Regions from separate parts of the Homo sapiens genome. Here region 2 is linked to region 1. Evidence: chromatin contacts called from ENCODE Hi-C or POLR2A ChIA-PET data. All regions are on one chromosome and are shown on one strand. Each heading gives the region's core, a stretch centred on a gene start or an enhancer-like site at or near the end of the contact. The rest is flanking DNA. Distances are from core to core; before and after follow the strand shown. Region 1 overlaps UCK2 (uridine-cytidine kinase 2). Region 2 holds the start of FAM78B-AS1 (FAM78B antisense RNA 1).

Region 1 (7,258 bases), core at 2,601-5,100:
TTTATTCCCACTGATATCATTTTCTGGGACTAGGAATAAAAAGGAAAAACATGTTCTAATCCCTAAATCAAGTCAGCTTCCAGGATCCTTGTTGCCAACTTGACAAAGAATACACCTATATCAAAAAGTGTTCGTGCTTATCCTCATCCTGGGATCTGACATGAAACACTCTCCCCAGTGAAATGTGAAATGCACACTTAACTAAATTCTACATGTGGTTTCAGAAGATAGATAGCCCTTCTGACTCCTATCCATGGATCCCAGGCTAATCTAAAAACTCTTGACCTACAGGTAAACTGTCTGCTACCACCAGAGAGAAACAGAAGGAAAGATAAGACTTGACCAACTTCCAGATGTTTTGTTTTGTTTTGTTTTGTTTAAAAAAAAGGGCAGTCTCTTTTTTCTTATCAGCACAGTTATAGAAACTAGGAAAAGACCACAGTCAAAATCCCATACCCATAGGAATTCAATACCTGTAGGAATCCAGGGACATTAAATAAATTTTAAAATGTTGTGGTTTTTTAGAGACAAAGTCTCACTCTACTGCCAATGTTGGAGCACAGTGGCACAATCATAGCTCACTGTAACCTCAAACTACTGGGCTCAAGTGATCCTCCCACCTCAGTCTCTAGAGTAGCTAGCTAGGCCACAGGTGCCACACTCAGCTAATTTTTTTTACTTTCTTTTTTAATTTTCTGTAGAGACAAGATCTCACTGTGTTGCTCAGGCTGGTCTGGAACTCCTGGGCTCAAGTGATCATCCCACCTCGGCCTCCCAAAGCACTGGAATTACAAGCATGAGCCACTGCACCTGGTCAACTTTCTTTGCAGGGCATGACAGCCAGTGAGAACGCACAGAATGCTGGGCACAGTGGCTCATACCTGTAACCCCAACACTTTCGGAGGCCGAGGCAGGAGGATCACTGGAGTACAGAGTTAGATATCAGCCTGGGCAAAAAAGTGAGACTCCATCTCTAAAAAGAATTTTAAAATTAGCTGGGCATGGTGGCACACTCCTATAGTACCAGCTACTCAGGAGGCTGAGGCAGGAGGATTGTTTGGGTCCAGCAAGTTGAGGCTGCAGTGAGCAGTGATCATGCCACTGCACTCCAGTCTGGGCAACAGAGCGAGACTGTGTCTCAATCAATCAATCAATGAACAAACAAACAGAAAACAGCAGCTGCTGTCTGCAGGAGCACCCCCTTCCCCAAAATACTGCTGATGAGACTTAAATATTTCCCAAATCTCAAGGAGACTGATATTTAGCTGATGTAAAACAACTCAGATCCAGTTAATTGTTACACAGCTAAAATAATGTCACACCTCAAGGGACATGCTCTCCAAAGAGTTGCGAAGAAAAAAAGTCTGTTTCCCAAGAGAGGTAACATTCATTTTATAAGTACTACATCTGTGCATAAATATATATTTGTAATTGAAAAGGAAAAGCTTTATGAGGAAAACAAATTACAGCAACTAACCTCTGAGGAAGAGTGCGCCAAGAAGATGTAGGAAAAAAACCAAAGTGCCTTTCCTACCCTCTACCGTGCACAGAATATTTCACCTCTGGTCACCAAAACGTATGGCGATTTCTCCCCACCAGCAACCAATCAATTCATCAGCAGACACCAGCTGGATGTCCTGTAATTCAATTCTGACACGATCTACCTGGAGAGAGCGCCAGATCCCACAGGCTGAGGGCTCAGTCCCCAAGACTGCCCCATACTTCAGATGCCAATGGCAGGTCCCAGGTTGTGACCTGTGCTTCTGACAGAGGTTTTTAAATCAGGGTTCTCATGACCCCTCCTCAGGTTCGATTAATTTGCTAGCTTGGCTCACTGAGCTCAAAGAAACACTTACTTATGTTTACCCATTTATTATAAAGGGAACAATTTATTATAAAGATTATAAAGGAAACACAGGAACAGCCAGATTAAAAAGACGCAAAGGGTGAGGCATGTGGGAAGGGTGCAAAGCTTCCACACCCTCTCGAGGCAGTCACCCTCCAGGAACCCCCACCTGTTCTGCTATCTGGATGCTCATTCAAACACTGTCCTTTTGGGTTTTTATGAAAACTTCGTTACATACGCATCATTGATCACAATGCTGTCATTAGTGATCAGCTCGACCTTCAGCCCCCCTCTCCCTCTCACCTCCCCAGAGGTCAGGGGCATGGGGCTGAAAGTTCTAACACCGTAATCACGCGGTTCGTTCCCTTAGCAACCAGCCACCATCCTGGCTATCCAGGAGCCCACCACAGTTATCTTGTTAGAACAAAAGATGCTCCTATCACCTGGGAAATTCTAAGGGATTTAGGAGCTCTGTTATCACCCAGGAAATTACAAAGGTTTGAGGGTGCTCTGTGTCAGGAACATATTAGAACAAGAGGTTCTCCTAGTGCCCCTATCCACAGGGTTTTAGGAGCTCTGTGCCAGGAATGAGGGGGCAGAGACCAAACACATATTTCTTATTATATCACAGTACCACAGGTGCTGAAGGATTTTATTTTTACTTCTTACTTGGAATACCTCGTGTTCATCCACACTGAATGTCAACTACGAGGAGGGAGCCGTTCTAGGTGCAGGCACTGCAGGAGAAGGCATACGTGCCCTTTCAGGCTTGCACTGAGACTCAATAGAGCAGAGTAGGTTTTTTGGACTCTGAAGCCAAGAGTTTAAATGCCAGCCCCACCTGGCACTCTATACACAGTGGGTACTTAACTCCTTGGTGCTACAGTCTTCCCATGTTGAAATTGGGGATAATTATAGTACCTTACCTGAAAGGGCTGTGAGAGGAAATAAAGGCATTAATACAAATAAAACACTTAGAATAGCACTCAGTATATAGTTAGTGCTCGGGAAGTATTAGCTATTACCAAAAGAAATACATTGAAAAGAGATAAACAATAAACACGTGCAAAATTATTTCAAATGGTATTAGTGATATAAGAAAAAAATAAGGCAGTGGAATCAAGAGAGTTGCAGTAGGCACTCCATTAGTATTAAATCAACATTTTACAAGAACATGTGTTACTTCTGATTAAGAATAAAAAGTGGCAAAGTATGATAAAGGTTGTTCTCCTGTTTTTTAGAGACAGGGTCTCTCCATCTGTCACCCTCAAACTCCTGGCCTCCACAGATCCTCCTACCTCAGCCTCTTGAGTAGCTCCTACTACAGGTGCATGCCACTGCACCTGGCTCATTACTTATTTTTTGTAGAGATGGGGGGTTCTACTATGTTGACAGGCTGGTATCAAACTCCTGGCCTCAAGTGATCCTCCTGCCTTGACCTCCCAAAGTGCTGGGATTACAGGCATTGAGTCATCAGGCATTGAGTCATCAATCCCAGCCAAAAGTTGTCCTTTTTAGTAAGTTAAAAGCCTGTGCCATCCCTCAAAAAACCTGTGGCCTAACGACTTCTTGAAACTCAGTCCTGTCCCTAATTTTTGCCATAAATGTAGGGTTCATTTAAAGATGACTTTTCCCAAAACTATACATGTGAAATTCAGTTTTCAAATCTTAAATTCTGACATGAGAATGAGAAACAAAAAAGACCCAGATGAACTCCCAGGTAATCCAATCTCACAATCATGGTTTAAAAAAAAAAAGGACTTGAATACATTCACTCAAGTATGTTTGAGCAGCTACAATATTCTAGGCACAATGGACAGAGATAAAGACAGTGACCTGAAACTCAGTCTACTGAGAAGAGAACAGTATGGGGTGGTGTCAGAGAAAGAAAAACACAGGATGCAAACCTCAATTCAGATTGCAGTCAACTGACAGAACACTTCCTAGGGGAAGTGACAGCTCAAGAGGTCTTTGAAGGATGAGTAAAAGTGACCACACAAAAGAGGCACATCAGAAGCAGCAGCATCAACACACGTGCACTAGTGTGGAGGTGAGCTCTCAAGAGCTGGGAACTGGAAGTGCTGACAACTCAGGGTTGGGGAGGACCGATAAGGCAAAGAGGGAGTGACAGGAAGCAAGGCTGGAGGGACTAAGCCTCCTGTGGCTTAGCTGGGAGAACAGGATGACAGCAAGACTGAAGGCAAAGAAGAGCTATTGAAGAATGTACCCGACGGACAGGCAACATCGGAGTTGCATTTTTAAAAGATCACTCCAGCAGCAATGTGGAAAATGTTTTGGAGGTGGTCCAGATTGGCAGCTGGGAAATCAGTCAGTGGAGAGTTACCCAGGCAAGAAATATGGATGTGGATTGGGAGGAGAAATTATTTCAAGAGAAATTCAGAAAGCAAGATTGACTGCACCAGGAGACAGGATGGATGTGGGAGAATGTGGAAGTGCAGGAGTGACAGAGATGACTGTAAGGTTTCTGTCTTGTACATCTGTGTGGAGAGAAAATACAGGTAGAGCAGCAGGTCTGTGGCTAGGAACAGGAGGCAGGTATTGTTAGGGGTCTCATTCTGGATAATCATTGGTGAAGAACATGATGTGGAAATGCCCAGTGACAGCTGAATAAATGAGAAAGAAGCCCAGGAAAGGACTCAAGGCAGGAAATACCCAATCTGCGAAGCACTGACAAATGGAGAATACAGAACATGGAGGGGGAAAAAACAGGGAATCAAGAAGGGGATTCTGAGGCATGACACAGCCATAGGCAGAAAAGGGCCCAGAGATGACTGAGAAGAATGGTGAGAGTGAAGAAAGCCAACCAGCCAAGAGCAGTGAAACCAAGAAAAGTTTCCCAGAGGACAAGGGCACTGTCAAGTGTTACAGAAAAGTCAAGGTAAAGAATCTACAGCTCCAACGGGATTTAGAGACTAGGTGATTACTGGTGACTTTAGCAAGAAAAGCTTTAGCATAGTCATTAACACTTTCTGACTCCTCTCCACCTGCGACAACACTTTATGACTGTAGCATTTACTTGGTATTTAGCATACTTTCAACAATCAGACTGAAGCCCTCCCTGTGCACGAGACTGGGGACACAAGAGGGATAACTGACACTGCAGGATCCTGGAATCTAGAGGTGTAAACAGCTAACCATGACACAAGAGAATGACTGCTACAGGAAACCAGTAAAGGGAGTACTACTTAATTCAGTTTGGCAGACGCTTAAAAACACCAACCATGACACTGGGCACTGGGTTAGCACAGATGAGTCAGACCTAAACATACAAGCTCCCTGAGGTCAGGGCCTTTCTCTAATGCACTGCTGTGTTCCCAGCACCTCACAAGTGTCTGACACACTATAAGTAATCAACACATATTTACTGAATGAATGGCTGAATGAACGAAGACATGGACCTTTTCTTTCAGGAGCAGGAAGGGGTGGAAGCTTCAAAAACTGCAATTTGTGACCTGGATTAAAGAAGTAGTACAGGCCAGGCGCGGTGGCTCACGCCTGTAATCCCCAGCACTTTGGGAGGCTGATTGGGGGTGGATCACCTGAGGTCAGGAGTTTGAGAACAGCCTAGCCAACATGGTGAAACCCCATCTCTACTAAAAATACAAAAATTAGCTGGGTGTGGTGGTGGGCGCCTGTAATCCCAGCTACTCGGGAGGCTTAGGCACAAGAACTGCTTGAACCTAGGAGGCGGAGGATGCAGTGAGCCGAGATCGTGCCATTGCACTCCAGCCTGGGTGACAAGAGCAAAACTCCATCTCAAAAAAAAAAAGCAGCAGCAGCAGCAGTAGGATTTTGCTAGGATCATGGAGATTTTTATATTCATTTTATATATATATATATATATATACACACACACACACATACGTGTGCACACACAAATATATATCTCCTGTACAAGGCTAAGTTACTAGAGTCACACAGATATTGGTCAAACACTACCTTGCCTCTAGCAGGTTATCAAGAAACAGTTGATAGGAGAGGTAGCAATGGGAGGGCTTTCTGTGGTGCTGGGAATAATCTATGTTCACCATATGATAATTCATTGAACCGTGCTTTTAGAATTTATACATTTTGCTAGGTGTTCTATTAGTAATTAAAAGGTTTTTTTAAAAAGATGCTAATAAACTGTTTTTTCTCCCCCTAACTACCTACTACAAAACAAGAGACCTTAACTCCTTTAGGAAAAAGGCACAACTTAACTACAGGAAAGGATCGCTAAGGCCTACAGAAAGCTGGTAAGACAAGAATAAGAAACTTCAAAGGTCGACCCAGGAAGAGGGTGCCCAATATCTGACTAGCTATGGGTCTTATCAGCAAAGAAGTAATAACTCACATTAGTCAGTGGGACTTAAACTATAAAGGCTCCTTATCACTATCAATGCCTCCATTCCTGGACCCTGTCAGGCACAGATGCCAGGGAGCAGTGCTGGCTAGAACTGGACGGCAAGACTGACCAAAGATACACTGGAGGGACAAGTTCAAGGGATCGATTGCACCACATGCTGACTATGGTCAATGGCAATGTATTGTATACTTGAAAATTGCCAAGAGAGTAGATTTCAATTGTTCTCACCACAAAAAAATGACTAAGTGAGGTAACAGATATGCTAATTAGCCTGATTTAACCATTCCACAATGTATACATACATTAAAACATTAATGGGCACACCATAAATATATTTTCATTTGTCAATTAAAATCAATGAATAACTATTTAAAAACATTTTTAAAGGCTGACCAGGCCGGGCACAGTGGCTCACGCCTGTACTCCCAGCACTTTGGGAGGCCAATGCCGGGGGATAACTTGAGGTCGGGAATTCAAGACCAGCCTGGCCAACATGGTGAAACCCCGCCTCTACTAAAAATACAACAAGTAGCCGGGCATGGTGGCACACGCCTGTAGTCCCAGCTACTTGGGAGGCTGAGGCAGGAGAATTGCTTGAACCCGGCAGAGGCTGCAGTGGGCCGAGATCGCGCCACACTCCAGCCTGGGCAGCACAGCAGGACTCTGTCTGGGGCGGGGGCCGGGGTGGGGGAAGGCTGGCCAACCAGCCTGTTCTGACAGCACATCTGCACAGAACATGAATCACGGTACCGGCAAGTGACCGGCCCACTGCAGAAGCATTGCTATGTATATACCTCTGCATACATTTTATCGTTTAACCCTAACACCTCTCCAAACCAGACATCATCTCCTTTTCACAGATGTAGGAATAGGTTCAGAAGAAACAGATTAAAAGTGGCCAAATAGGGATGTTAACACAAGCCTGGCTGACTCCAAAACCCACGCACGTTCTCCACTCCATCAAGCTTCCTGGGCTTACCTCAACAAGGAAGCATCTTCTGAACAAACCAGGGATTCTCTATCTTAACTTGAAGTGGACACATTAT
Region 2 (7,804 bases), core at 3,303-5,802, 240 kb before region 1:
GTTCATTATCTCCATCAGATGCATATGCTGCCATTAGATTCAGCCACAAAAAAACTAGTCGTGTCTTTACAAGTAACAGTTAAAACTGCAGATGTTCTGTGCTAAAACAGTCCATGGGATGCTAAAACAGTCCATGAGATGAGGATGCACTGCCAAACTGTGCCAGTTAACCAAGACAGGGTAAATGGCGGAGGGCCCCAAGAGCTTCTCTTCCAGGGATCCACCAGAAGGTTCCATACTAGGAGTCTTCCTTGACAAATAAGGTAAAAAGAAATAAGTGCACCACACCTTCTCTGTCAATGCCCAGGCACAAAGGGAAAAAAATAAGAAGAAAGGCATTAGGTGTTCACGGTGTTAAGGCCTTTTATAGCCACAGGACCTGCAGGATTGTAGACTCCAGGTACAGGCACCAAGGTAAGCCAGGCTTTGGGGCTGGGATCCAGGCCATGTGCAGGCAGGAGTGGTGCCCCACTTCCACCACCTGATGCGCAGGTGGCAAGCCTGACAAGCAGCAAGTCAGAGACATCCAGCAGGGCTCAAGAGCTGTAGTCCTCCCAGCTGCAGGTGTCACAGGAGACTCATTCAGGAGGAGCTAGAACCCTGATAGGAGAGTAGACGTGGACCCAGGTGCAGGGAAGCCACTCTGAATCCCTGGGAGCCTTACAGCCTTACAGTGTGGTGTCCTGTATTCTGGGAGAAGCAACTCATCCCTTGGGAATAACCACTATATTTCTCTTTTCTGAAACCATAACTCTTCCCTTGTGGCCCTGAAAATTGCACTCGCCATCAGCACAAGGACTGAGGTCTTTGGTCAGAGATTATAGGAGCTGGACATATCCTTATCCATGAGGTTGTTTATTCTACTCTCTGTTTTATAGATGAGGAAACTGAAGGTGAAAGGGCTCACTTTGGAGCCCAAAAGTCATGCCAGAAAGGGCATCTAGGCTGGTAGCTTCCAGAGCAGATATTTTTAGACTTGAGACCCTCACCAGATGAAATTATATGCAAAGAGAGAGAGAGAAAGAGAGAGAGAGAGAGAGAGAGAGAGAGTGTGTGTGTGTGTGTGTGTGTGTGTGTGTGTGGTTTCTACATCCTCTGTGTTATCCACAAAGTCTAACACAATGTTAAGAACAAAGTAGGTGCTCTTTGTGAAAAGAATACTATCTGTGGATGTGCGTCTTTCTTGGTGCATGCCATGAATGAATCATTTCTCTACTTCAGTGTCCTTATTATGTAAATAAAGTGTGGCCATCTACCCTCCTGTTACCTTGTCAAGATGGAAGGGAAATACTCAGTTCTTACTTGCGTAAAGGGAGGAAATGAGTCCTACCCTTTGAAGAAGCTCAGGTCCCAGCCAGCCAACATCCTTTTTGAATGAGCAATACCCATAATAATAGTTCTCATTTGTGAGCTGTTATGTGCCACGCAGGCATGATATAGATTAGTTTTCATAGGGTTCTCATTAAAAAAAAAAAAAAAAAAAAAAAAGCTGGGTGCGTGGCTCACGCCTGTAATCCCAGCACTTTGGGAGGCCGAGGCAGACGGATCATGAGGTCAAGAGATCGAGACCATCCTGATCAACATAGTGAAACCCGTCTCTACTAAAACTACAAAAATCAGCTGGGCGTGGTGGCACGCACGTGTAGTCCTAGCTACTCCGGAGGCTGAGGCAGGAGAAGCACTTGAACCCAAGAGGCAGAGGTTGCAGTGAGCTGAGATCGCGCCACCGCACTCCAGCCTGGGTGACCGAGCAAAACTGCATTTCAAAAAAAAGGAAAAACCTACAGCGTGGGTTTTGTTATTATCCCCATTCACATAAGAAATGAAAGCCCAAAGAGGCTTAGTGATTTGTCCAAGGCCACGTGGTAGCAGGTGGTAACATCCAGATTTGCATGCAGGTCTTGGGAGTCCCACCCCGCACTCTTCCCCTACCCCTCCTCTCTCTTTCCCTGAAATGCTTCATATTCATTCTATGTAATTCTGTGAGGTAACTCATTCCTTTTTATTACAGAATAAAGACAAATTAATTTTTTTAATGAGAATATTCACAAAATAAAGAGAAAACTCCTATAGTCCCACAACTATAGATAAGCACTTTTCACATTTTGGTGTATCCACCCAATAATGTCTTTTCTCAGGTTAACTAAGGTTTGCCTATAATAGCAGAATTCCAAAATAAGAAGGAAAAAAACACACATCCACTCCCCATCTCCTCTACCTGCCATTTGTCTGGCTTCAAGGGCTGCAAGTAGAGGATACAGTCTACTGCCATGGGCTGGATTGAATGTGTGTTGCACCCCCATGCCCCTCAATGCCACCACCCAGCCCCTACATCCTCTCCCAGCTTAGCTGGGCTCCTATTTAATGCAAGCTGTCAGAGGAAAGGCACTTAGTACCTTGCCAGGAGCCCCAGGGACACTCGTTCCAATGTGTCTGCATTCAGTCCCTTCCCATCCCTTCGGCTGTCACGTGGGACTCTCCCCTAGACTCCAGAAGAGCCTTCCCCATCTTACTCCCTCTGCAGCTCCCTTGAACTCACCTCACAGCCAGCCCTACCTGCTCTTCCAGAAACACTTGCCCCATTCATTGCGCTGCTTGAAGGAAGCACCTGTTCTGGGCTCTTCTGGAGGTACTGAAGATGCAGCAAAGCCTGTCCTCAGGACGCATGCAGTCTAGTGGAAAACTGTCATAGACACAAGCAAATCAGCACACTGAAATGCATATGCAATTGGAAGCCACTCTCAGAAGGTGGCCTGGAGCTGCAAGTTGAGGATGAAAGGGAGCCAAGGGTGGTGGCTTATGCCCATAATCCCAACACTCTGTGGGGGTTGAGGCAGGAAGATCATTTGAGCCTAGGAGTTCAAGACCAGCCTGGGAAAGGTAGTGAGACCCCATCTCTATTTTCAGAAAAAGAAAAGGAGTCCAGGTTGTAAAGAACTGAAAGAAAATGGTCCTGGGCAAAGGGAACAGCAAATCCAAAGGCCCAGCAAGTCCAGTGGGAGGAAGCTTATCTTGTTGAAAAGTGAAAAAAGTTGAAGTTGCTGAAGTCTAGAGAGCCAGAAGGGAGGGGGTGAGGATGAATGAGGCTGGAGAACTGGTGGGGCAAATAAGGAAACATGGACATCTGGGTGCAGTAGAAAACCATCATAGGATTTTTCAGAGATGAGACATGGCCTGATGTACATTTTATAAAAACCATATTCGTGGCTTGCAGGGGCAGCACAAGCTTGGAAGCAGTGTCCCAGTGAGGAGAGGACCTGCATGGTCCCGGATAGAGGAGAAATGGCTTGGAGAAGGGTGGCGGCCATGGGGTTAGACAGAAGAGACAAATTCTGGCCATATTGTAGAGGCATAGTGGAGAAACATGTTGGTCTAAGAGCAGGTGAGGATTGGGGCATGGTGAGGGACAGGCAGGTCTCTGTGCTCGCCACCTGGAATGCTGCCCACATCGATTCCCCCTCATCTTTTGGGGTCCCACTGCAGCCCCATTTCCCCTTAGGAGGCCTGCTGACCTCTACCTCCAGCCCCAGTTTCCTCTGCTTCCTCTTGGCACCCCCAGAGCCTGGCATAAGCAGGGCCTTACTCCTGTGGGAAGGCATCTGACCTGCCACCTTGGGTGGGCTGTGACCTTCGGGATGGAGAACAAATGCCACTGGGCCTGGCACAAGTCCCAGTGACTGGTAAGGAGCCAAAAGGGCTTGCTGTGTGGTCAGGGGACACGACCCTTGTAAGGGACACAGCCTGGGCCTGCACGGCGCTCTGCAGGCATTAGAGAACACTGCTTCTCTGTGTGGGGTAAGGCGCTTTGCTCCAAGAAACTCAGAATTGGAGTCGGAAGTCAACCATTTTCAGATGTGACCTAGAAAACTGGCCAACGACCCCAGACCTCAGGGCTGTCAAATTGAAACAAGTCAGCAGAGGACTCTGAGAACCCAGCTGGGGCAACTTACTTAGAGGGCACAAGGTAACCTGACCTCCACGTGGTGAAGGTTAAATACACAGTGAGAAGATGTCTCTAATGCTGGAAGAACTCACCCTAAACAGGACGCAAGAGTGGTAACAAACATGAAGCCTGTCTCTGCACTGATGACTCTTGAAAAACACTGCAAATGATCTTTTCTGCAATAGGAAAAATGCCTCCTTGTGCGCCAAAAAGAAAAGGATGTGGTCAGAAAGGAAGTGGGCGGAGGGGAAAGTGGGAGGGGGGAGTATTTACAGGCTGCTTGGAGTCTGATATAAACAGTGCGGAATGAGGAAAATCCTAATTTTAACACTTACTCTGTAATCATGGTTGCAAAGCATCTGAGAATCAGGACCTCTGCCAGAGGCAGGGCTGGAAATTGGTCTCAGGGGCCAGGTGGCTGCCCAGGTGACAGGCGCCTGGCCTGGCTCCCCTCTGACCCCAGCCTTGTGTCAGACTCCACCTCCGTGCCTCCTCTCTCTTCACTGTCCCACCATGCACTGTTATTTCCAGCTCCTCCTGTGGAGGGGTTGGGAGGAGAAAGTTGCTGCAAAGTCAGCAATGACACGGAACATGAGACTCACGTGACTGGGAGCACATTGCTCTCCTTCACGTTAGATGAAAAGCCTCAATGCTCAGGGTGTGGTGTTCTCTTTAACTAAACTTGCCACATACCCAAATAGTAGAGCCTTAGGTTCCAGCCATGAAGATGAAGAGAAAAGGCAGAAGCCTCTTTTCCCACCCTCTAAGTGCAGTAAAGTTAACGCAGCAGTCAGGATTCCTTTAAAGAGTAGGCTGAACATAGCGGTTAGACCACAGACTCTCAGGACAGTGCCTGGCATTCAGGTTAAGTGTGAGCTATGATCAAGATGATGTTATCAGAACTATTAATATACTCAGCTTTAGAACCAGAGCCTGTCTTGGAGATCCCCTGCTGTGCCTGTGTAAACACTTTAGTTGATTAATTTTTGGAGACATGGTGGTGGGTAGCTGAGGAGGAACCTGGGTGGCCAAAGAGAAGGCATTACGGGGAGGGAGAGGGGTCGTTTAGCAATTGTTCCAAAAATGTTTGAATATTTTAACAACTGGCATGGTCATAGCAGTGTGTATCAGCTAATCTCATTCATGACTTTTATTATTTTTCAGAGCTTTTGGACTCTTAATTTTGTACTAGGGAGGCATCATGAGAAAGCATGTGTTTAGAATCAGACCTTGGGTTCACAGTTTGATTCTGCCCCTCACTAGCGGAAAGATCTTGAGCAAGTTCCCTACTGCATAATGGAAAATAGAAAGATGCCCACCTCATGCAATTGATGTACAAAGTAGACGTGACACTGATTGTAAGGGTGCTTTGTGCATGTTAAGACTAAACAAGCAGCAGTGAAACCACACGTAACAAAAGGAAAACATTCCAGGTTGGAACTGTCCTGGGTTCCAGAACTGTGCATCTAGATCTCCCAGCTCTGCCCATCCCTAACAAACATTTGAGGCTTCGGAGTATGAATACAAAGGCCAGGGTGCCATATTTCTCAGTATTTATAAGTTATAGGTCAGACTAACAGAGGGCTGAATCAAGTAAGTTCTATCCTCCTACCTAGACAAGTATACCTTTGTAAAAACCTGAAGGCTATGTTTACATTGAGGATTCTTGGACTCCTCAAAGTTTTGTGCCAGAACCTAGCAGCATAGGAACAAGTGACCCTCAGCCCCTAGCTCCACCTACTTCCCCTCCCACCCCTGGCTCTGTACCACATTGAAAAAGATGTTCCATCACACATTTGCATGTGGGCACCCAACACATGGTCCCAAACTCCATGCACACCCCCAACAAACAGCCACCCTCTGGCCACCCCGTGGGCCCAAAAGTGCATACACAGTGGAGTGGACTGCCCTTGGAAAGACAGGACAGTGAAAAGGCCTGAATAGACTCTGGAGGTATGTTTAGGGACATTTGGGCTGGAAATATTGAGATCCTAGGTACCCAGAGAGTGTTCTCGAAGGAGGGGCCACCCTCTCAGCACCACAGACTTCTTACCCAGTGTGAAAGAGCATGGCCAGAAGATACCAGAGTGGGTCTCTTAAAAGGGTAAGGCCAGCCAGACACAGTGGTTCATGCCTGTAATCCCAGCAACTTGGCGGGCGGAGGCAGGAGGATCCCTGGAGGCCAGGAAGTCAAGACCAACCTGGGTAACATAGCAAGACTCCATCTCTTTTAAAATGTTTTAAAATTAGCTGGGCATGGTGGTGCATGCCTGTAGTCCCAGCTACTCCAGAGGCTGAGGCGGGAGGATCACTTGAGCCCAGGAGTTCAAGGCTGCAGTGAGCTATGATTGTGCCACTGTGCTCTAGCCTGGGTGACAGAGTGAGACCCCATCTCTAAAGAAAAAAAAAAAAAAAAACATGTAAGGCCAGGCCAGGGCTCCTCTCACCTGGGTCTAAGGGTAGTACTGCCGCAGATTTCAAAATCTGCCCTAGAAGCTCTCCAGGCTTAAAACCGTCAGTCCTCCATGTGTGGTTCCCCCTGACTCCCAACCCACACCGCATCAGGGGACATTAGTATCAGTAGAGTCCCTGCATAACTGCCCACTCCCTGCCTCCAAGAATGTTGCTGCCAGCCTCTCCCCAGACTCCCCAGTGACTGCAGGGCTTCAGGGGGAGCAAAGTGGGGTTCTTTTCAGAGAAGTTGCTCTGCCCCTCAAAGGCAGTGGGAGAATTTGTTGGGTCTGAGTGGAGTCTTGACCTTAACCCATGGACTGCTTATTTGAATGAAATGCTTAACATGATGTTTGATTGAAATTTACCTCTTTCTTCTAAAAATGGGATGCAGAAAGCATGAACGTTGCCATAATCAATGTTTTCATTATTAGGCCCATTGGCAAGTCCATTAGCTGTGAGCTTTGGGTCAATAGCTGATTGTCTAAAGCAAAAACACTGTTTATCACAGTGAGGAGAAGGGTTATAGGAGAAGGAAGGGAATTAGATAATAACTAATATTGACGGCCAGGCACGGTGGCTCACGCCTGTAATCCCAGCACTTTGGGAGGTCGAGGCAGGCGGATCACCAGGTCAGGAGATGAGACCATCCTGGCTAACATGGTGAAACCCTGTCTCTACTAAAAATACAAAAATTAGTTGGGTGTGGTGGCACATGCCTGTAGTCCCAGCTACTCGGGAGTCTGAGGCAGAAGAATTGCTTGAACCCAAGAGGCGGAGGTTGCAGTGAGCCAAGATCATACCGCTGCACTCCAGCCTGGAAACGGAGCGAGACTCCATCTCAAAAATATATATAGATATATTTTATTTTGTATATATATTTATTATATATATAATTATATATATAAATTATATATATTTATTATATATATAATTATATATATAAATTATATATATTATTATATATTTATTATATATATAATTATATATATAAATTATATATATTTATTATATATATAATTATATATATAAATTATATATATTATTATATATATAAATTATATATATTTATATATAATCTACATATAAATATATATAATTATATGTATTTATTATATATAATTCATATATAAATATATGTAATTATATGTATTTATTATAATTTATAAATATATGTAATTATATGTATTTATTATATATAATTTATATATAAATATATAATTATATGTATTTATTATAATTTATATATAAATATATAATTATATGTATTATATATAATTTATATAAATATATAATTATATGTATTTTATATATATAAATTATATATAGAGAGAGAGACATTGTGTGCTGTAGTTTACAAAGCATTTGCTCCTACATCATCACTTCATTTGATTTCTGTAATAGTTCTGA

What was found. Hi-C counts contacts between places; a loop is a spot of excess contacts on that map. ChIA-PET counts read pairs that join two places held with the same protein, here RNA polymerase II (POLR2A). Pooled maps may share reads with other maps.
Region 2: a loop to region 1 is called in a pooled map, with 6 times the contacts of the local background. The contact joins the promoter of FAM78B-AS1 here to the enhancer-like site in region 1. A Hi-C loop is called at or near these places in 1 of 37 single-sample maps with no recorded cell type and 4 of 50 pooled maps. POLR2A ChIA-PET finds 5 or more read pairs at or near these places in 1 of 52 experiments (GM12878).

What each region holds. Positions count from the first base shown.
Region 1 is chr1:165,839,568-165,846,825 of GRCh38, reverse strand. All of the region lies in intron 1 of UCK2 (uridine-cytidine kinase 2), which reads right to left. Among named protein-coding and RNA genes, the nearest start is that of UCK2, 16 kb to the right of the region's middle. RefSeq lists a silencer at 3,771-3,957. Within about 2 kb of position 3,850, at least 2 of the 41 ENCODE cell types and tissues checked have a DNase peak (open chromatin) inside an H3K27ac peak, as active enhancers do.
Region 2 is chr1:166,077,484-166,085,287 of GRCh38, reverse strand. FAM78B-AS1 (FAM78B antisense RNA 1) reads right to left here and starts at 4,552. Exons shown (of 3, transcript NR_184318.1): 1 at 4,036-4,552; 2 at 2,557-2,683. The region is part of intron 1 of FAM78B (family with sequence similarity 78 member B); the gene reads left to right.